Linked DNA regions of Homo sapiens: region 1 is linked to region 2. A link is a loop called in an ENCODE intact Hi-C map of the cell type or tissue named here. Cell type or tissue: heart right ventricle. All regions are shown on one strand. Each heading gives the region's core, and the rest is flanking DNA. Links, peaks and the distances in the headings are about the cores only.

What was found. Peaks named below come from ENCODE experiments on the same cell type or tissue, not always from the same donor. Only the 100,000 strongest peaks of a DNase experiment are listed, where the experiment ranks them.
Region 1: a loop joins it to region 2, with 4 times the contacts of the local background. A loop is called at or near these places in 22 of 110 quality-filtered maps.

What each region holds. Positions count from the first base shown.
Region 1 is chr2:119,172,134-119,176,523 of GRCh38, reverse strand. LOC107985941 (a long non-coding RNA gene) reads left to right here. Exons shown (of 3, transcript XR_001739665.2): 3 at 795-4,390. Among named protein-coding and RNA genes, the nearest start is that of C1QL2, 16 kb to the right of the region's middle. In heart right ventricle, for the core only: a CTCF peak has its summit at 1,872 (motif pointing right); a DNase peak (open chromatin) is centred at 1,881.
Region 2 is chr2:119,004,607-119,008,996 of GRCh38, reverse strand. No RefSeq gene overlaps it. Among named protein-coding and RNA genes, the nearest start is that of MARCO, 65 kb to the right of the region's middle. In heart right ventricle, for the core only: no CTCF peak of the experiment used is centred there; a DNase peak (open chromatin) is centred at 2,436; H3K27me3 peaks cover 1,221 bases.

The DNA.
Region 1 (4,390 bases), core at 180-4,179, 170 kb before region 2:
GTCCTATCCTCCAAATTCGTATGTTTAAGTCCTCACTCCCAGTACCTCAGAATGTGACTAATTTGGAGATGGAGACTTTAAAGAGATAATTAAGGTAAAATGAAGTCCTATGGGTGGCCGGTAATCCTCTGTGACTGGTGTCCTTATAAGAAGAGGTGATTAGGACACAGACACACACACACAGGGACAACCATGTGAAGACACAGGGAGAAGAGGGGTGGCTACAAGGAGAGAGGCCTCAGGAGAAACAACCCTGCCAGCCACTGCCTTGATCTCAGACTTCCAGCCTCCAGAGCTGTGAGAGAATAAATGTCTGTTGTTTAAGCCACTCAGTCTGTGGCATTTGTTAAAACAGTCCTAACAAACTAATGCAATCTGCTATACCAACCCAGGTGGACATATGGTGTTTGAGCTTGAAGGTCATTTCTCCCACCCCCTTGTTTTACAGGGGAGCAACAGACCCAGAGAAGGGACCTAAGGTACTCAGTGCATGGAGAATTAGGGCCAGCATGGGAACCAAGCTTTTTATAACCTGGGCGCGCTTAAAGCCAGGGGCACCTGCACCACCGTCTTTTAGCCAGCACCTCCTGACCCCCATCAGTGCCCTCGGCTCGTACCCCGAGGAGGAGACTCGGGACCAGGCTCGGTTTTCTAGACTATTAGCTGGAGAAGTATAGCTGCAAGAAGTTGCTCAAGACACTGTCCTTCCAGACCCGGAGGATGTTGGGTTAGGGGAGGAACTGAAGGAGAGGGTGGTTCAGGCTTATCACACAGACTGACTGACTCTCTTCCAGACCTCAGTCTTATCCGTCAAATGGAGACCACGATATCTATGATCCCAGCTACAGTGGCAATGTTCCCTCCCTGCCAGCCGGCTGTGAGGATGACTTATGATGGCTGTGGAAGACTTGCTTCTGAATATACAGACTCTTGTGGAATGCAGCAAAAAGCCTGTGAAGGCTCCAAATAGAACTGGGTTCGAATACCACTTATGCTACTTGGCTACTGTATGACCTTGGGGAAGTTGCTTAACCTCTCTGAGCTTCAGTTTCCCCATCTGTAAAACAGGACTAATCACTTAAATCTGGAATGGTTGTTATGAGGATTACATCAGAAAACTCAGGCGACATGGCTGGTGTCTCCAAACGGCTGCATACATGCCTCGAAACCTCCTCACCTACTCCCCTTGGCACTTTCAAACTGCTATGATTTTGTAGAAAGGTGTGGAATTTAATCTCTGATCCGCTCCCCTCTGGGAGGTGATCTGCAGGGGCGAGGCTCCTCATGCCGACAATGGGCCTGTGCTTGGTGTGGGTGGTGGTTCCCTGTCCATTCCCTCTGGTCCTGGAGCCCTTCTGTTACTGGTGCACTGGGATCCTTTCTGCCTGAAGGCCTCTTTATGAGTCACGTAAACGGGGACCTGGCAGGGGTTCTTTAGAACAAATATTTCCACTTTCTTTAGAGGATCTGACTCTCCAGTTTCCCAATTAATGAGAGCTCAGGTTGACCCTGGATTTGACAAAAGCTCGCTCCCACTTTCAGGTTTGCCGACAGACTTTCGTGCTCTTCCTCATCCCCACTTTATTTCTACCAACCAGAAAAATTACCCCTCCTCCCTCTGCCGTTCTAGATTTTACCAGCCTGGGCGTTCAAGAGCCCCTATCCTTAATACCCCCATGCGTTGGCATGTGGTTTTCTGAGGCCCAGAAATCCCTTCCTTTCTTTATCCTCTGGTTCATAAAACTCCGATCAGACGGCCTCTTTCTCCGGGAACCCTTCTCTGGTCTTTCCAGACACAACGAACCCGGCCGGCTGCTGTGGCCTACGCTAGAGGCATCTGGGCAAGAAAGGATTAACGGTAATAACTGCCCACGGCCACCAGGGGGCATGCTACCCGGGACGGCTCAAGGGCTGTGCAACGTGGGGCTTTTGTCTAGTTGGAACCCCAAGCACAAAGTGACATTGCAGTGGTGTACCTGGAGCCCTGGACCATGGGGCAGCAGTCAGAAGTCAGTAGGCACTGTCCTAGGCAGACAGACAGGAATGCAGCCCCACCAGCCTCTGCAGTCTTTCACAGAGCACCCGTAGAGACCCAGGGCCTCCCGCTTCCCTGAGGAGGGGCTGAAGCAGCAATGCAGCCGGTCAGGAGCTTGTCTAGATTTTTCAGCAGAGAGGGAGGTTTCAAGCACATCTTGCTTCTTCACAGAGTCCCCAGCCCAGGGGGCTTTGATAGGGTAAAGCCTACCTGCAATTAGAATCACGATTCTGGCCCAGAGTGGGCTAGAGCAGCCCAGCGGACCCCTCCCCAAGTCCCCTCCCAAGGATGCTCCTGGCTCTCCAGGCGATAACCACACCTAATTTGTACTTTTTATTATTTATTTTTTTAGTTTTTTGAGATGGAGTCTCGCTCTGTGTCCAGGCTGGAGTGCAATGGCGTGATCTCGGCTCACTGCAAATTCCGCCTCCCGGGTTCAAGTGATTCTCCTGCCTCAGCTTCCCGAGTAGCTGGGATTACAGCCACGCGCCACCACGTCTGGCTAATTTTTGTATTTTTAGTAGAGACTGGGTTTCACCTGTTGGCCAGGCTGGTCACGAACTCCTGACCTCAAGTGATGCCTGCTTCGGCCTCCCAAAGTGCTGGGATTACAGATGTGAGCCACCGCGCCCGGCCCACCAGATGTGTACTTCTGAGGGGCCTTTGTCCCCTTACTTGTCTGCTACCTCCACCAGGTGGGAGCCCTTCAAGAGCACTGGCCACGTCTTGTTCACCCTGGCATCCCTAGTGAGGCCTGGCCCAAGTGAGTGACCTGTAAATGGCACGCCAAGGCCCTTCAGGCTCACTGGGTTTCCTGTGGACACGGCATTCTCTATGTGTGCCTGTACCCATGTGCTCCTGGCACACTGGAGGGGCTCACGTGTCCCACATAAGAGAGGTGAGTGGGGGCAGGGCCTGGCCAAGGAGCTGGATGAGAGGTGGGGCAGGCCTCATTGAGCACTTGGGAAATTAATTGAGGGGTCCACATTGAGCTCCCCACTCTCTCCTTCCCCTCCTCTTCATGAAACTCTTCAGGACCTCGCTGTCTTGTCCTTGGGTGACATGAGGGCCGGTCTTAGGTGTCGACTTGGCTAGGCTACAATCCCCAGTTATTCCATCAACACTAATCTAGGAGTTGCTGTGGAGGTATCTCGTAGATGTGTATCTTAGTCCATTTTCTGTTGCTATAACTGAATACCAGAGACTGGGCAATTTATAAAGAAAAGAAATTTATTTCTTAGAGTTCTGAAGATTGAGATGTCCAAGGTTGAGGGGGTCCATCTGATGAAGGCTTTCTTGCTAATGGTCAGTGCAGGGCATCGTATGGGGAGGGGCTCACAAGAGAGAGCCAAGCTGGATTTTTGTAACAGACTCACTCTTGTGATAGCTAATCTACTCCCATGATAACCCATTAATCTATTAACCCATTAATCCATGAATGCCCACATGACCCAACTACCTCTGAAAGGCCCTGTCACCTGCCAATACTATTAAATTAGGGATTAAGTTTCAGATTGAGTTTTGGAGGAGACATTCAAGCCACAGCAATGTAGTTGATATCTACAATTGGTTGGGGTTTTTTGTTGTTGTTGTTTTAGAGACAGGGTCTCACTCTGTTTTCTGGGCTGGAGTATAAGTGGCTTGATCATAGCTGACTGCAGCCTTGAACTTTTGGGCTCAAGTGATCCTCCCCGCTTGGCCTCCAGAGTAGCTAGGAGTATAGCCTTGAACTTTTGGGCTCAAGTGATCCTCCCGGCTTGGCCTCCAGAGTAGCTAGGAGTATAGGAGTGTGCCACCACACCGGGCTAATTTTTTTATGTTTTGTAGAGATGAGGCTCTTGCTCTGTTGTCCAGTCCTGTCTCAAACTCCTGGCCTCAAGCAATCTTCCTGCCAAAATACTGGGATTATAGGCGTGAGCCACTGCACTGGGCCGGTTAACCTTAAATAAAGGAGATAGCCCTCAATAATCTGAGTGGGCATGAGTCAATCAGTTGAAAGGCCTTAGGAGCAGAGCTGAGGCTTTCTTGAGAAGAAATCCCACCTGTGGCCTGCAGCATCAGCCTGAGAGTTCTGGACTGCCCCTCCTGAGAGCCTGCGCTATGGATCCAGCCCCCACGGTCACGTAAGCCGATTTCTTGCAACACATCTCTCTCTTTTTTTTTTTTGAGATGGAGTTTTGCTCTTGTTGCCCAGACTGGAGTGCAATGGCACCATCTCAGCTCACTGCAACCTCCGCCTCCCAAGTTCAAGTGATTCTCCTGCCTCAGCCTCCCGAGTAGCTGGGATTACAGATGCCTGCCACCACGCCTGGCTAATTTTGTATTTTTAGTAGGGACGGGGTTTCTCCACGTTGG
Region 2 (4,390 bases), core at 121-4,120:
GACTCACAGGTCTTTGGTGCTGGATTGAATCTGGAGTGGAGACGGTGAAGGAGAAGGAGGAAACTGTTCTTATTTCATTGTAGTCCTTCTGTACATATTGTTTTACAACTTTTTTCCTTAAATATATCACGAATACTTCCCCATATTCCTAAGCATCCTCTGTAATATGGTTTATAATAGTTAAGAGTCTGTAATTACATTTAACGTACTATCATTTAGTTAACCAAACCTCTACTGTCAGTCATTGGCTATTTCTAATTCTTCTCTAGAATAGAAGCAAATCTCAGCTCACGCATATAGTCAAATAAAGTGAAATTCCTTGGAAAACCTCTTAAGTCATCCATAAAGTACAGTGTTCTTTGTTTCATATACACACCATGTATACTAAAGTATATGTGTAAAGGTATAATGTGTAGCCTATAATAAAGAAGATACATATGAAATAGCACTTTAGACTACTGCTTAAATGGCTGCTTTCTTTACATGTTTCTGAACACAGGTAGTAGAATTTACATAAGTTAAAGGCACATTTGTGTGACTCCACAGTGCTCTTCACAATACTCCGAGGAGCTCACATGTACTTCTGTGGTTGGCAGATTGTCTCATTAGCCTGGTTCTGTACCCCTCCTGTCCACTCCCTTTTCCGTGTGGTTTTACCATCCTTCAACTCTAGATGGAGTGAACTTCCCTGCTCTGACTTTGGACTTGACCATGTGACTTGCTTTGACCAGGGAAATGTGCCACTTCTGAGCCCAGGCCTTAGGAGAAATCAATGTCTTCCTGCTTGCCTTTGTATCCACTACTTTCACCAGAAGAGCTCCAGAGAGAAGACAGATGGAGCAGACCTGAGCCTGAGCCACAGCAAGGAGCCAAATCCAGCTGGTCCTGTGGCTTGAGGCAGAGCTGCTTAGTGGAGTCTAGCTTAGATAGCCAATCCCCAGCTGATCCAAAGATGTGTGGGTGAGCATAAATAATTGTTGTAACCTACCATCTGAGTTTGATTCGTTACACAGCAATAGCTGACCAATACAGTGGGCATTTCAATTAGTTTTTTTTGTTTGTTTCAAAAAGCTTGGGTTCCATCTTGCCATATTGCCCCTTTCCCTCACTGAAAATCCATCTCTATTTCTATTTCCAGTGGATACTGGGGCCTGTTTTCTTCCTGTCTCATCAACATCAAGGATTTTTTTTAAATTGCCAATTTAACATGCAAATAAGTGTTCTCTTTTTTTTTGCATTTCTTTTATTATAAGTGAGGATAAACATTTAAAAATATGTTTACTAGCCTATAGTCTCTCTTTTTGTGAGTTTTTGGTTTATATTCCTAGGACTTGGCCTTATTCACTTCTGATTACCCTGCCACAAAGGGGAACTGAAGAGTGTTTAAACAAATTCCTTGAAGTCGGCTTTATCACCTGGCTAATCCCACAGACTTACAACAACCCCATCAGGTGAGTGCTATTTGTGTACAATTTTAATAATAAAGATTCCTATATACTGTCTGATTCATTTTGCAACAATGCATGTTTTCTGAATGCCTCTTGAATCTAGCGTGGTGCAAGCAAAAATGTATTTAAAACTGAAAGACCAGAAGATGAGTTTTAAAGACCAAAGGAAAATCATTTTATTTCTCTCAGCCTCAGTTTTTACATTTGTGAAATGGAGATAATAATGGAATTTTTCATTCAATGTTGCTGAGAGGAATATAAACGATCATGGGTATTCAGTGCAAAAATACAATGCATCTAGCATCTAGCATGCTACAAACCACATAGTAAGTAAGTCTTAGATTCTCACTGAACTTTCCTTCTTTACATGGGTGGGCTATATGGATAAAGAGAAACGAAATATTTATCTGAAGTGAGAGCAATCAAAAAGATTTTCTAAAGGAGGCACAATTTGTCCTGGGACTTAAAGAGTGTGGAGAATTCTGGAGTAGTGGAAGGAAGAAGGGAAGATATGCTGGGTGGAGACGTGGTAAGAATGAGGCTTGGTATCAGAAGCTATTCTAATCAAGCTACGGTTATTCAGTCCCCAGTATGTGCCAAGAGCACAGCAGTCACTCCAGATGGCAGTATTTTCATTATCATTATTCCCACCTTACAGATGACAAACAGAAATTCAGAGAGGCTTTGTGGCATCCTCAAAGCCACACAGCTGGTCATTAGTGCTGGGATCCGAATCTGATCTCAACTCCCACTCTCTTTTCAGCAAACCACCTAGCAGCCAGGGATTCTCTGAATCTCTCTAGTGCTTCTGAATCTCTGGCCTCTAGAGAGAACCTGCCATCGGGCCACAGAGAGCATGGGAGCCTCCAGCCTTTCGGCGGCACCTTCAGGACTCCCTTCCACTCCTTAGTCAAGGCTGTGCATTTGGGGCAGCACCCGGCCAGGGACAAAGCAGGGCAGGGCAGGGCACTAGGATCTGCAACTCCTGCCCACCGAGGACCCCTCTGAGAGGCCATCCTTGCTCTGGGTCTCCTTGTCAATGTGGCCAAGTCGGGGGCATGTCTGCATTACAGTCTGAGGTTCTCCTGCTCATCCTGCTCCCTCCATGTTTTCCCTTTCACAGATGCTACCCCCAATATTTCTCTTGCACTCCTCACTTCATCACTGTCGGCTTCTGGAGGAGCCACAGACTCACTATCCTAGACCTCCCAAGCCTGGTGCTGATGGGAGGGCCTGAGAAGACCCATCCGCCATGTGCAGAGGGCTCAGTGGGGCCAATGTTGGGGTGGGGTGAGCTGGGAAGGGCCTTAAAGGATGACTACAACAAAGGCTGAGTGCCCACTGTGTGCCAGACACCATTTTAAATGCTGTCTTTTTGCTTATTATTTCAATGAATCCTCACAAGAACTCTACGAGGAAGAAACTGTTACTATTTATTTTACAGGGACGGAAACTGGGCCTGGAGAGGCTTGATGCCTTTCTTGTGCAGGTGACAGAGCCATTGCACAGCAGCACTGGGACCCTAACCTGTGCCATTGGAGTCCAGAACTTTTGTTCTCAGCCACACCACTATGATCTGCTGCTGGGAAGTGCCCTGCGGGGTGCCCTGCTAGGTGGGGGAGTGGCAGGAGGGCTTGTGCACAGGGTTTTTTTTGAGAGGCCTACCATCTCTGTCCTGCCCAGCCAGTCTGCCCAGAGCTGCAGGCCGCAGCCAGGAATGGAGCATAGGAGGGAAAACACATTTCAAGTGGACAGTGCAGCCACGTCTCCTGCCACAGAGTCATGTGGAGGCCATGCCTCACATTCAGTGGCCCCAGATGACGCTGTAGTGCTGATTTTACCCAGTTGCTCATCACCCACAAAACCAGTGTCCTGACACACAGCAGTCATGTGCATGCGGCAGCCCCTGTGGATCTGCAAGAGAAATCTCTTCAGCTTAGCACAGCCTGAGAGCTTATGGGAGGAGTCACCTGGCAGAGATGCCGGCAGCAGCAACCCTCCTTTCTCTCAATCTTATTGGTGCCAGACAGACCTGGGTTTGAATCCCAGCTCTGCCCTTCCTAGCTGTGTGTCCTCTGTAAACTAATTTTTATCAGTTGCTGCATAACAAGCCACCCCCAAACCTAGTGGTGGTAAGCCACAGCCATTTGTGATTTCTCAAGAGTTTGTGGGTTGGTTGGGCAGGTAGTTCTTCTGCTGTGGGCTGGGCTTGACCAGCTCGGCTGGGCTTACTAATACAGCTGTGGTTAGCTGTAAGCCGGCTGATGAACAATGACCTCAGCTGGGGCAACTGGGCCCCCTCCACCTGCTCACTCCCCCGCTAATGGGCCAGCCAGTCTTGTTTTCATAACGTAGCTTGGATTCCAAGAGACAGCAAGCGAGTGCAAGGTCCCTTGAGGCCCAGGCTTGGAACTGCTTCCCAGCACTTCTGCCACTTTCTGTTAGCCAAAGCAAGTCTTGAGACAAGCCCAGAGTCAAGGTGTGGGAAGCAGACCTTGCTTCTGGGGAAAGGAGCTGCAGTTACATTGTTAGTGCCATGAATATAAGCTGGGCAAAGCACAGCCAGCATACTGCATTGCTTCCCCACTCTGAGGCTGGGTTTGCTCATTTATAAAATGGGAATAATATTATTTATATTATGTGATGCCCTAGTGTAAGGGAAATGCCTGCACTTTAGTCAGGAATAGGCCAAGGCAGCCTGCCGGTGCAGCATGACTCAGTGGGTTTGGAGTGCAGGTGCACCACTCCAAACATTATGTAACCATGCCATGTGAGGCACATTATGTAACCACTGACACGTGCTCATGTGAGGCTTGGAGCCACTGTTGTCTGTAAAAGGTATAACTACCTTGCAGACACTGTACATACAGCTTGCACTCGTGGCTTGCTTGTGCCCATGGCTCACTTGTGCCCACAGCTCACTTGTGCCCACAGCTGGCTTG